2 separate regions of the Mus musculus genome follow, and region 2 is linked to region 1. Evidence: chromatin contacts called from ENCODE Hi-C or POLR2A ChIA-PET data. All regions are on one chromosome and are shown on one strand. Each heading gives the region's core, a stretch centred on a gene start or an enhancer-like site at or near the end of the contact. The rest is flanking DNA. Distances are from core to core; before and after follow the strand shown. Region 1 holds the start of Cntf (ciliary neurotrophic factor). Region 2 holds the start of Lpxn (leupaxin).

Region 1 (6,536 bases), core at 2,679-5,178:
AGTGCAAACAGCTCTGACATACTGAAACATCTTCCCAGACCCTCCCACCTTTTTTTTCTGAAGGGTTTCTATACGCTATGAGGCATACAGTAAGTTTCTTGCTTTTCTTTTTGAGGTATGTATGTGTACCCAGATTCTTACTGGGCTAAGCTTGCCTCTAACTCCCAATCCTTGAACTTCCAGTGTGCTGCCATGTACCATCACTGAGTTTTCTGAAAATCCTGTCATCTGTTACACCTGTGAGACACAAAAACCCTGGGGGGGGGGTGTCATGCACGATGTAGACTGCTGGTTATTCCCCATAATGAAATTGTAGGTAGCCATGCTGCTCTTTAAACACGAACATTGTTAACATGTACTAATAAAAAAAAATGCTCCTGACAAACAGAACTTAAGAATATGAATGAAATAAGCCTTTCTAACTTCGTAGAAAAATAACTATCTATACCTAAATCATGAATGGAGTAAAACAAAAAGGCCTGTTATTGTGATTACTGTTTTCAGATGTTTACTGTTGTCTAACTTGTTTTCAGGAGTCAACTCTTAATGTTTCTATCTTCAAGGACATTCTATATTGTACTCCACCAACCTGGGAAGCATAATTTCTTGTGGCTTTAGCTGATCTTTCAATATATTTTTTTAAAGATTTATTATATGTAAGTACACTGTAGCTATCTTCAGACACTCCAGAAGAGGGCGCCAGATCTTGTTAAGGATGGTTGTGAGCCACCATATGATATGGTTGCTGGCATTTGAACTCATGACCTTCAGAAGAGCAGTCAGTGCTCTTACCCCCTGAGCCATCTCAACAGCTCGATCTTTCAATTCTTTATAATCTACTATAGTTTTGGTCTCTTTATTTCTTACATACACAACTGCATTTCCACAAACACAGTAGAAAGCAGGGTCTTGCTTCCCCTGAGCTGCCACAGTGCTTGGCTGAGTCCTGTCATGTACCTAGTATGTTCCATACTACCCTGTGTGGAATTCCTTATAGGAGAGAATACAAGATGAGTCACACATCCCTACATCATGCAACTTATATGGAAGTTAGCCCTCCCTGACTCATGATTCATTAGTGAGGGAGAATGTGGTTAGACTTGGGTCCTCAACTCAACATCTCTTGGGGTTTTAAAGATAAAAACAAATACTAACAAACTCTGGATTCATAATGCACAGCTCTCACTGTAAATGACCTTCCCCAGGAATGTGTTTCCTAGCCTTCCACACCATGTGTTTCTCACAAGAACATTACAAGTAGAGCTTTACTGTGTGTTTAAGAATCTCTGGCATTCTCACTGGGGACCCATCCTCCCTTCATGACTAAGCCTGGAGAATGTAAAGTGCTAGTGTCCTGTGACTCTTTAACCTGAGTAGCATTCTACCCCTCTGCCCATGAGCATCTGGCCACAGTACCTATATGACAGATTTGTTAACTTGCTGTAAACTGAGATCAACCCAATATACAAGTACAATTAGTCAACATTAAGCCAGGCTGTTACTGCATATCCTCAGCCCCAACTATAGAAGTACTGCAGGTCTCATTTTTTTTTCTTTTCTTTCTCAAATGTAATCTGAAGCTATGTTAATTGCTGCTCTTTGCCCAGTGTGGGCAACAAATATTTCCTTTAACATGGTGGGATGCTGCCGACTCCTGAGGATGAGTAACAAGGGCATTCTTTTCAATGCTAGGATAGAATGCAAGACATCTTCCTTTCCACAACTAGGATGTAAGGCTGTACAGAATATACAAAGCCCATGGCACACTCACTGCCTCTGCACAGCGATGCTCTTTTTATCAGGGTAGTTTGAATGAAGATAGTCTAGGACTTCCAATTTGTTTATTCAGTCTTTTCAGAAGTCAACCAAAACTAGTCACAATGTCTCTTCTGCCTGTAAGACTGTTAAACACCTGGAAAGGTTATTTAGTATCAGGAAGGGTAAAGCACTAAGGTGGAAGGATAATGCCCTAATTATACTTTATTATACCACCAATACAAACAAAATCATGTACACACATATGCACAGCCAGAATAACCATGTTTATCTTCTGTTCATACGTGGGTCAACCCTACTTGACGAAATATGCCTGTGGTCTAAGGTTTTCCAAAATTGATGCTGAGAAAACTAGGCCCCTGGGGAACTACTGATATCCCATTAGATCAAAGAGGGAGACAGAGGCAAGAGTTAAGAGCTACATTTGCTTGGCCCCATAATGGCTCTCATGTGCTGAGATTCCCATGTGATGAGAAGAAATGACACGGAGGTCATGGATAGACCTCACAGTCCACTGTGAAAGCTCTTGAAGGACCTTCAAGCCCCACAGCTTCTTCTCAAAGAGGCCACCATCTCCAATTGTGACAGGCATCCCATCAGCCTCTTTTTCAGGGACCTTCTGTTCCAGAAGCGCCATTAACTCCTCTAGCTGGTAGGCGAAGGCAGAAACTTGGAGCGTAAGAGTATGTATTGCCTGATGGAAGTCACCTTCAGTCGGGGTGAAATGCACTCTCTGGTCTTCTAAAAGCTTGGTTAACATCCCTTGGAAGGTACGGTAAGCCTGGAGGTTCTCTTGGAGTCGCTCTGCCTCAGTCATCTCACTCCAGCGATCAGTGCTTGCCACTGGTACACCATCCACTGAGTCAAGGCTGATATTTTTATTCAGGCCTTGATGTTTTACCTGGCCAAGGATATAGCAAAACATATGTTCCATATCATCTCAATTTCCTTCTTCAATCACAAATACAATTTCCTTGACTTTCATAGTCAGTGATCCAAGTTGTTAAGAAAATGCTTAGAATGGAAACCCTTCATATGGGGAGTCCTGATCCCACAGCACTGCCTGAATTTCCCTATGCCCACTGTCCACTCTCAAGGTGAAATCAATCCTTTAGAATACAGCTGGCTTTTATGTCCATCTCTTTGGACACTGAGTCTCATAACTGGCAAGGCTTTTCAAAAGTTTTCAATTCTTAGAGAACTTAAATTTATAACTTTGATCAGAGGCCTGGGATATTACCACAGCAGGTCTTTTAGACAGTGGCCTTTTATGAGAAAACAAGCCCAGAACTGTGGTTAATTTGACATTTTTCTCAAGACTTTTTGGCAGATCTATTTAGTCACAAGTAGTCTAATATGTAGTACTAAAATAAAAGTAGCTTATACTATACAGAGGGCAACTATACATTTCTCTAAAACCCCATATAGTTTTTCTTATCCTGTAATCTTTTTATTTCTAAGGTTCAAAAATTATATGAAGAACCTATGACTTAGAAAACCTATTGTCTACCCTGGTAGGATTCAGAAAAAAGGCAACCAAATAATGTATATTCTCACTTAAGGAAGGACCTGTCCACCTTAAACAGGCTGGATGAAGACAGTAAGGTTGTGTGAATTTTCTCAAGGGAAAGAACATGTCAAATTATAGGTGCTTAATATATGAATGACTAGGGAGCTATACCATAAATACACACACACTAGTGTTTTCGTAACCGGTTATGGGGTTGGAACATGATGGTTAAGAGTTGGGCTAGAAGACTTGAAAACAGACAACCAGACAAAAGCAAAATAGACAACTTACATAAGATTCCATAAGAGCAGTCAGGTCTGAACGAATCTTCCTTGCTAGCCAGATAGAGCGGCTACAGAGGTCCCGGCGGTGAAGGGTCAGAGGTGATTGCTCTGCGAAAGCCATCCCCTAAATCAACTGTCCCAGGAAACAAGTGAGCTGGTTTGCTTCTGTCTTCACTAGTCCAAATAAGAAATGTGACTCCCACAGACTAAATCTACTGGGCATTCTCTAATGGGATTGTGCACCCCCATCCCCACCCCCTGCCTGACTCAGAGGTGGCAGCAAATTCCTGGCTGTGGATTTTGTGCCTGTGGAATCAAAGGGCCCTTTTAATCAGTCTTTTTTTTTTTCCCTCGAAGCGTCTGCCTTCATCTCTCCTCCACTCAGTACTTAGCACTTGTTTTTATGTCATTGTTTTGCTTTTGTACTTAGCAACAAGGTCACTATCACGCTAATCCTCCTGACACCCACCCCTGCCTAATGTAGTCTAGTATTTACACATATAATTTGATTTTACTCTTCTGTTTTCCATGCTCACTGTATTTTAATTTGTTTTATCCTGGCAAAATATAGTATTGAAATAGGTGTCACTTATTAAATGAGTCAGATACTATGCTACACATTTAAACTTCATTGGAATCTTGAGTAATCCTGGGCTGAACATTAGTCTTGGGGGTAGTTTTCTCATTTGATGTCTTTTATCTAAGAAATTAATACAATAAACTAGATTCGTATTTCTGCATTGGTCTTTGGCTTTATTTCCCCCCACCTCACACTGACTTTACAATTTCTTTGGGTAGCTCATGATATGTGCAAGAAACAGAGACTATGTGATACAGGTCATTTATAGCCATCTTTCCGTTCCCATTATCTGTAAGGTTTAGACTTGTTTAAAAATTAGCTAAAGGAGCATCTCTAGTCTCAACCATGGGGCCTTCCTGGTAGCTACAGGATGTGGAAGGCACTGTTTAGGCCTGTTCTCTCCCAAAGGAAACACCCAACCCAAACTTGGTAACATTTCTCAGGCACTTTCACTCAAGTGACAACATGCTTCTTTTTCTTACCAGTCCCAGTCATTCGCCATGCTTAGCAAGGTAATGAACAAGGCTTTGAAATGAAGACAAAAGAGTTAAAAAGGTCTTACAGACCTGTCATTCTATTGTACTGCACTTAGTGGGTGAAGTTAATAGGCTCAAGTTTCAAAGTTTCAACCCGAAATAGGTCAGTGAAGTCAATGTCCCCATTTTATATCACAGATTTTGCCAAGAAGTTCAAACACTTGCCACCTCAGTAGCAAATTGACATAGGTGAGAAATGGCTGCCATAGAACTTTTTAGCAAGGTTGAATTATGTTTTCTTTTTTTAAAGTTAGAACTTGACATAAAAGCTTTGGTAAGAAGCACTGGTCTTAAATGCAACCACGGTTTTGTCATTGTCAGAGTAAACTGTACTTCACAGTATCCTTAACATCCCCTAGAAAGCAACCAAAACACCCTTTGGAGTCTGCCAAACACAGAGCTACAAGGCCTCTCTGCATTAGAAGCCCTCCCAACTCTTAACAAAGAGCAAATAGCACCATACAAAAGGGGCATGTTTTCCTCATTTAGCAGCATCAACTGTTTTATCCTCGCATGACTAACTCAGTACAACCAAGGAAGACCAGTTGCTTCCAGGAAGACAACTTTTATTTTTCTTCTTTACATACTTATTTTGAAATGATTACCTAGATTAAAAGGAAACAAGATTTTAAAAGCAAAGTATCCCTTTTATTATAATTTTTTTCTTTTACATAACTTTTAAACCTAGATCAAGTAACCAGCTATCTCTCATCACAGGAAAAGGGTCCTGCACATTTCAACAGGCAAAAAGTCTCAGGAGATATAACTGCCCCATTACAATTTCCCGATTTTCTTGAGTATACTGGAAAATTGATAGAAAGAAAGGCAGGAAACTAGCCCTGCAGCAAGGCTGTAAGACCTCACTTAGGTTGTTGGTATATAGTTAGTTGATTTTCTTCCTCTGAACAGGTACAAGGGAGGTCCAAGTGCTCTATGCTGATGTTTTCTCTGCTCATTCCCAGGACTCCCAGCCAGTGTCTGACTAAACCCTGTAAAATGTGTTAGGGTCTAATTATGCAAAATACGCTAGCAATGCAAGCAAGGAGGGTACACAACTCCCAGAAATACCAAGTAATTATCATAACTATATACCTAAGAATTTAGAATTGCCAATTGAAGATGGAGGTATGACTTAAAAGATAACAAACCATCAGTATGAATTAACTATTTTCAAAACTAAAAGGACTCCTTCGAAGGACAATTAAATGACTGGCATGGGAAAAAAGAAAAGGGTAGGGGCTTAGTTTGCTCATACACTTTTATTATACTAGCACTAGCTCTCAAAAGGAATAGGAAGTTCATGAAAAATTTATTGCAAACTGCTAAAAAAACTTATTGCCAACAGAGAGCAGCTAAGATGACCGAGCCCCCTTTCAGCCCCACCCCAACCCCATGAGAGGACAGGAAGTTTCTAAGTTTTAGAACTAGTTGCTTTTATGGGGAGGAGAGCGAAGTACAGAAAAGAACATATTTTTCCCCATCCCAGAAAAGTGAGATGTTTTCAATGCAGTTTGTTTTTCTGTGGGTGGCTCTATCTAATTTATTGGAGACATTCTAAATGTGAAAAACAAAGGGTAAGTGTAGGACACAGATACTAGATAAACAGCGTCAAGAGGAGCAAAGTTTGCTGCAGATCCATTTTTAATTCCTCTTAAAGTGTTTTCAAATCTATGCAATGTACCAAGGTCAACTGCAACTCTGCAGGGCAGAAAAGCCTGTCTTCATGCCTTTTCTCCCCTCACATGGAGGGGTGGCTAAGTCTGCAACACTCTAGAGGAAACAATAATGTGTTTAAGATTGTTCCTGTAGGTGTCTTCCTCCCTCTCCCTGGCATCCCAACCACCGACATA
Region 2 (6,893 bases), core at 3,677-6,176, 33 kb after region 1:
AAGTACTCCTGCCTCTGTTAGGCTATCACTCCTCAAAATAACAAGTTGAATTTATTATTTTAGTGTGTAAGACATTGTGTGGTTTATTTAACACACACAAACTCAGGCCATAGAGGTAATTCCCCATATAACTGTGTACAGAGGACACATAGGTTAAAAGATTTTGCCTAAGGAATTTATGCCCAATTAAGATTAATGGTTTACATATTTTCAAGTTTGTGAGATTAAATACATTAAGATTTTTGTAAAAATGTACATACAGCAGTTACAACTTTCAATTCAGCTTAAAAATTTGTAAGGACAGTTTTACTCTCCACAGAACTATAGTTCCCAAGTTTTCTTAAAGAAGTTAACTTCCTTAAGTCACATTCAAAACCCGGGAAAACACTTGTAGCAAAATATGATACACTTGGATTTTATTCCTGAAGTGTCTCATGCAACTGTTCTAAGTCATAGATTTAATTCTGGAGCAAGCTTGTTTTTAAGCTTTAAAAATTTTCTAGGTCTAAGGTAAGCCAAGCCCTTGCACTGTCTCTACTGGAAGGTTGAAGGTTATCTGAAACCGAAATTCCTGTTCTTTGATTTTCTGTCTTTTTCTTACTTGTAAATCAAGTGACATAATACTCTTAAACAGTGAATAACTAATCTGATTAAAACGTGTAACTTATAAACTCATGTACTTAATTATTCTTAAGCATTACTCTAATGAGCAATTTAAAATATTTTTGCTCCTGGCCATCTGTTAAGGGCCTCTAATTAGTTCAAAGTAGTAATTCAGATCAATGTAATTTTAAGAATAAGTACCTACGTTAAAATATCCGCATAAAGAAAAAGTTTATATACTAGTAAAAAGAACTACACATCTAGTTTAGTTGTAGAAAATACTTGTAATTTGCACAACGGTGTTTTCCTCTGACGACCAGACTATTTAGAAGGGCGAGGAAGGCTACTTTCTAAGTGGCTCGAATGCTAAGTTAAGAACAGGTAAAAACACTCTTCAGGGCTAGTATGGTGCGGCTGATTTCCTAACGGGGATGTGATGTAACACTGGAAGCGATAGGCTGACAAAGGGGGTGCAGAAGCCAGAGTGAGGACCGAGCAGGCGGGAGGCAGAGGGCGTGCAGCCTGCACTGGGCGACTTCGGGCGTGGGCTGGCGGCCACAGGCAGTGAAGCAGCCGGAGCCCGGCCGCCAGCGGCGTGACATCTGGCGTGCCGAGCCGGCAGGGGGCAGAGCAAGCAGGGTGTCACGTGGAGCGGGCGCTACGGGAGCCGGGAGGGGAGAGAGAACTAGAGGGGGGTCTTCCCCAACGCTTCAAAGACTGTTACTCACTGGAGTCGCGGACTCTTCTTGCCCTGAGCAGGAGACGGGGGCTTCGCGGCCGCGGGCTGATGCCCTGGGCCGTCGGGAGGCCTGTTGCTGGGGCTGCTCCTCCGCCGGCGGGGATACTCGGCCTTTCTCCGGCGGGACACAGCGGCAGCGGCGGCGGCGGCGGCCGCAGCGGTCCGGCCGCGGTCCCGACCTCCCCTCAGCACGCGGCTGCTCGCGGTCTCTGCAGGCGCCGCCGGCGCCGCCGCCGCGCCGGGCCGGAGCTCCTCCGAAGCCGCGTCGGCCGCCGCTGCTGGGCCCCCTTCCTGGTCCTGCTGCTCCGGGGATCGCGGCTCCTCCGTCTCCCCCGGCATCGGGGCTCGTCCGTCCCCCACCCCTGCGTCCCAGGCGGTGGAGGCGGCGGCGCCCGCGGCGCAGCTCCCCCCGCCCCCCTCGGCTCCCGGAGCGTCCGGCTCCCTCACTCCGGAGCGCCTCTCTCCCCCCCGCCCCTCCGCCCGTTCCGAGGGCGCCCCCCCCCACCCGCCCCCTGCCACTCAAGCCAGCGACCGCCGGCGGCGCGCACGCGCGCACCCGGACGGACACGCAGCGGGCCAATCGGAGGGGAGGATCGGCCCCCCTGGCCCGGCCCCTCGCGGTCTCACACGCAGCAGCGCACTCGGTGCCCTCCCCCACCCCTTCCTCCAACCAATCAGGAAACGGCTCCGAGGGAGAGCGCGAGGTTTCCTTGCCCGCGCGCCCGTTCTCACCGTTAAACGGCTGCGTCTCGCGACAATCCCAAAGTGACCTTTCTCCCCCCCCACTTTGGAGTTCGGCTCAAGCTAGGGGCGGTGGGAGGGGCAGGGCTGGCGAGGGCGGAGGCGAGGACAAAACGCACCGTTCTCAGCCGCGCGCGCACCCCCCTGCCGGCTGCGCGCGCACCTGCCTCCCGGAGGCGCCGCTGTCCCCTCAAGGGTTCTTACTAGCCTAAGAAGTAGCCTGGACGTTATCCCGCCTCCACCCAGACCCCCACCTTCCTGCTCTGGCCTTTCTGTCCCCAGCGCCGCCAGCTCTCGAGGGGAGAAGTGGTAAATTATTTGAGTTGCAGCTTCTCCTTTAAGAAAAAAAAGGCCCTGTCCGTTGCCGGATGAAAGTCTCTGAAAAAATGGCGGCGATAGGATAGAGGCGGGGCCGAGGGGACAGCGCGGGATAGTCGTGAGGCGCACGCGCAGGGCCAACTTCGCCGAGGGCACTCTGGGAGACGTAGTCCTATTTACTCTGCGCTTCCAGAGAAATCATGGGAAACTAGAGGCAGAGGGAAGGCTGGGAGCGTCTATCTGAGGTCTGAGATTACGTTTTAGCGAGGCATTGCTTCCGGGTTAGGTCGCGACGCCTGCGTACAACTGGCAAAAATATTGAGCCAATTACAGGCTAGGGGTCCCTGGGAGAGAATCCTACTTCTTTTAATCTTTTTTTGTGTAAGTGCTCCGAAGTGCCCTCGTCATAGTCTTTACTTACTTCGGTCTGGTCATTTGACGCCTCCTCTGCGACCTGTTAGCTACGCTCCTTTTTATTCCTCCATCTTGTGTTGAGCCTCTCACTTGTGAAGCCCAGGAGGTTAGGGACTCGTTCTGCGTCTGTCAACTTAATTTTAATAAAACGTGTAGGACGAAGTGTAAAGTTGTTTCCTGGTAGGGATGGGGCGCCACGGAATTGCCGTTGGCTGTGGTGCTGGAGCTGGAGAGCCGGTTAGCGTGACTCACTGATTTTTTTGTGGATAAGTTAGCTGTCGCTCACGTTCTCCACCCCGAGGCTGAATGCCTTTGCGGTCTGTAGATGTTTCTGCGGCACAGGAAACACAGTCATAATAGCAGCTCTGACTAGCGTTTACAGCTAAGTACCTTCCTGATGGGGAAAGGGGGCTTTCCAATCGTTCAAACCGCAACTGGTGGTAATGCAGCCTCTTATACGTTTGTATGCATTTCTTTCCCTCTTAAACATTGTTTGCATTCCTTGGGTTGCCTTTTACACATTGCAACCAGGAAACGACTTTCAAGGAGACTCCTTACACTTCGAAGATGCAAACGTCTTAAGTTAAAATCTACACAACAGTATGGAAAGATACAAAGTTTGGAAATCTGATTCAGAATTTTATATTAGCCATTAAATTTTAGACTTTTAAAGAAGTTCATTTTTCTTTCTTCTTTTCCTCCCAGCATCTGGCTCATTTGCCACACAGATAAGGCAAATGTTTTATAGTCTACCGAGTTTTGCGCTTTCAAAGGATTAGTGTCCTTTTCAGTTCTAAAACCCGACGGTATCAGTAGGAATGAATTTTCTAGCGCTGTTTGCAATGAGCACGTTTGGAACAGCACTGACATCCAATGGCTGCTTAAAGTAATACAAAAAGCGAGCCTCTTAAAAAAGGTTTTAGTAAAATGAATGACTTGTTCCTTTTAAAAGATGATCATTACAAAACTATCCCTTTATTCTATTCTTCTAGCCAGTTATTACTCCCTATTCCTGTTAGTCTCTTGGTAAACACTGGGACAAAACCCACTTCACAGGGCCATACTTATAGTTCTTTATATACTGCCTTTTCTAGGCAATTTTCTGTTAAATGCGTTTGTTGTTTGTTTGTTTCCTTTTGAGATGAACAAAGGCACAATAAGATAAAAATCTACCTCTCTCACCTTTTTGGAGAAATTGTGAACTGAGCAGGAATTGTAATTCAGATTCTGGAAGCTTAGTACCCAGTATCTTAAATCTTCTCAATTGATTCTTCCTTATTCTGTAGACGTTTGAATGTTGAATAACTGGATAAACCAGGATCAGAGAATTCAAAAGTGAACCCACTTCTCTTCAACTTTAAAGAATCTATAATCTGGGCCAGTGAGATTGCTTAGCAGATAAAGGCACTTTGCTGAAAAGTCTGATGAATTTCATCTGTGGGACCCCAGTGGTACAAGGAGAGCGCTTTCTTACTCTTACAACTTATGAATGCCTACATGAGCACACACACACACACAATTATTAAAACGTCTGTTTTAAAAAATCACAGTTTGTATGGGAAGTGAGGTCAGCTGTACTAAGTAAGTACAAATAGTGAAATGAAGTTGATGCTATTTAATCAGAAATTTTAAGAAAGGACCTGTACTTCCATGGTCTTCTAGTTTTATAGGAAAAGGAGGAGGAAGAGAAGGAAAGAAAAGGAAGGAGACAGAAAATAGCCTGCAGTGGGCAATGGGAAACTTAAACTTGGAAAACTCTTTAAGTATAAGCCTAAAATTTCTATGTGTGTTCAAGATAAGCCCTTGAATACAGTAGGTGTTTAAATTAAAAAAAGAATTAACTTTCAATTTTTATAGCCACCTTGGCCAATGTAGCATCAAAACTTCAATCTTGCACAACCTGCCTTTTTCTGTTAGCACAATTAAAACAACAAACAAACATATAAAACCCCCCCCCAAAAAAAAAACAAACCAAAAAACAAAACAAAACAAAACAAAAAAAAAACCCTGAGCTACTAGAAAAGAAAAAGTATTCAGCAAATCAAAAGTGAGGAAGTGCTAAGCAAATACAGGAACCAAAAGGGGTCACAGAGGCTGCTTCGCACTGTCTCATTCAGTTCCGTTGTGGTCCTCTTCTTCACCACATGCCAACAAAGTTCTTCACAATCTTCGAGACTAGAGCATCGCAGGTATAGGACAATGGAAGAGCTGGGTGAGTGAAGGGGCCTTTGGAGAAGATGCTCTAAGGAAGTGGGGGCCTGGCTGCCATCCATCCCCATCTGTAATGATGAAGTGTGGTCTAGTCAAACTGAGGATAGGACTGAAAGATTTTTGTTTTCACTTCTGTCCTCAATTCAAACAAGAGTGAGGCAGGAGGAACTATCATTGTTGGGGGAGCTATGGGGTTGCTGTTTGCAGCGGCACAGTTGGCAGAGCGTTGAGACCAGACAGCCAAAGAAACAGAAGGAATTGTAATTGAAAGTGCCTTTTCCCTTGGCAGCTACTGGAGGTCATAGGGCAGCTCTACAGCTTGGAGATATGATACTGGAAGAAAAAAAAAAAAGGATGGGAAAGGAAGAAGACATTAAATGAAGGAAGGGAAGGAGAGAAGAAAGAAAAGGAAACCAGGAGAAAGGGAGGATAGTGCAAGGACAGTGAAATGACCGAGCAGTGTAAAGGGTCTGTAGAGATTGCAAAAGGGCCAGAGTGCTTTCATTTCTCTGTAGTTTACTGTTAGACTACAGGTAGACCATCACTGTAGTAGGTTTTGTTGCTTTTTATTTAGAGAAATCTTGAAGGAGCAGATTGCTTCTCAAGAAAAACAGTCCATCCTTTCACTCTGAGGTAATGAAAACGTCAGTAGAAGTGCCGCTGGGCTACTGTGTCCAGAGAAACCTAGGTCAAAAAGCCTGGAGCTGTAAAGTCTGTCTCCTTGGGGCTCATTTCATATACCTTGGCAACTTTTTATCATCTACATACCTCCCTGTCTGCCTGCCTGCCCATCTGTCCTTCCATCCATCCATCCATCCATCCATCCATCCATCCATCCATCTATCTGTATCACCTATTTATTTTTGTTATCGCTACACAAAGTTACTTTTACCCACTTTTCAAGCTGTATTAATTCCACATTGTGTTTGTAGCTATGCAAAAACTTCCAACAATAATAAGATGCAAAGCTTGTACATTGTCATTAAAAATAATTATTGGGGTTGTGTTTTAAGAACTGGAGAAACAGAGGAACAAAGAAGAGAATAGAAATTATTGAGGGAAAAAAGGGTGTTTTAAATAAATCCTTAACTGTTTTGTCAGTAAAATGTAGTTCAATATTGTGGTTAATGCTGTATCTTGGACTTTGGTATAGAATCCAGATTCTTTTCTATATAATATTGATTATTTATTCTTTGAGAATTTGATGAATGCATATCCTGTGTGGGTATTGGAGGAAATTTGCATTTCTTCATCGAGTTTTACCATTTTTTTTCAGGTAGGATCTTAGTTTTGCTTTATTTTATAGGTCACACACATCAAATTCTCAAAGAATAAGTAACCAATATTATATAAAAAAGAATTGGGTTCTATATCAAAGTCCAAAATACAGCCTTAATCACAATATCAAAGTACATTCTACATTTAATTCAATATTAGTTCAAAAAGTTAAAGGGCAATTAATATTGGGAAAACTTAAAATCTGTAAATAAGTTTAGTGTTTGCAGCAGTTTTCTGAAATAGGTATTATTGTTTTTCTTTAAATAATGAAAACCCAAAATATCTTGTTCACTCTCAGGAGCACCTGACACTAAGTACAATTAAATGGTAATGTTACAGGTTGTTCTTTTATATTAGAAGTGTATTTGTTCTGGTGGCCAGTGTAGTAATACATTTTAAAAAAATGTATAGTTTAAAGAATTTCTGAGTAGCATAGTTGTTAAGGAAATCTTTTTCAGAAATGTAGAAAATAAGCAACTTTGGAAGCTGACTGTAGATAATCCAATTTGCTACAGGTTAATAAACTGCTAGTAGTTACCCCTCAATGGTCTCTTCAAATTGTAACAATTTGCATGGAATGTAGTGTTGC

Evidence for each region. A loop is a pair of places that touch in the nucleus more often than their neighbours do. ChIA-PET counts read pairs that join two places held with the same protein, here RNA polymerase II (POLR2A).
Region 2: a map of heart shows a loop between it and region 1 (2.3-fold over the local background). The contact joins the promoter of Lpxn here to the promoter of Cntf in region 1. A Hi-C loop is called at or near these places in 2 of 37 maps with a recorded cell type or tissue (heart and left cerebral cortex). POLR2A ChIA-PET finds 5 or more read pairs at or near these places in 3 of 5 experiments (Patski and embryonic stem cell).

Annotation. Positions count from the first base shown.
Region 1 is chr19:12,761,704-12,768,239 of GRCm38, forward strand. It overlaps Cntf (ciliary neurotrophic factor), which reads right to left and starts at 3,929. Exons shown (of 2, transcript NM_170786.2): 1 at 3,578-3,929; 2 at 1,825-2,677. The coding sequence starts at 3,691. The coding sequence ends at 2,195. Gm44505 (predicted readthrough transcript (NMD candidate), 44505) reads right to left here. Exons shown (of 13, transcript NR_024093.1): 12 at 3,578-3,703; 13 at 1,825-2,677. Zfp91 (zinc finger protein 91) reads right to left here. Exons shown (of 11, transcript NM_053009.3): 11 at 5,236-6,536.
Region 2 is chr19:12,793,653-12,800,545 of GRCm38, forward strand. Lpxn (leupaxin) reads left to right here and starts at 4,927. Exons shown (of 9, transcript NM_134152.4): 1 at 4,927-5,027. The coding sequence starts at 5,015. Zfp91 (zinc finger protein 91) reads right to left here and starts at 2,471. Exons shown (of 11, transcript NM_053009.3): 1 at 1,332-2,471. The coding sequence starts at 1,681. It overlaps Gm44505 (predicted readthrough transcript (NMD candidate), 44505), which reads right to left and starts at 2,471. Exons shown (of 13, transcript NR_024093.1): 1 at 1,332-2,471.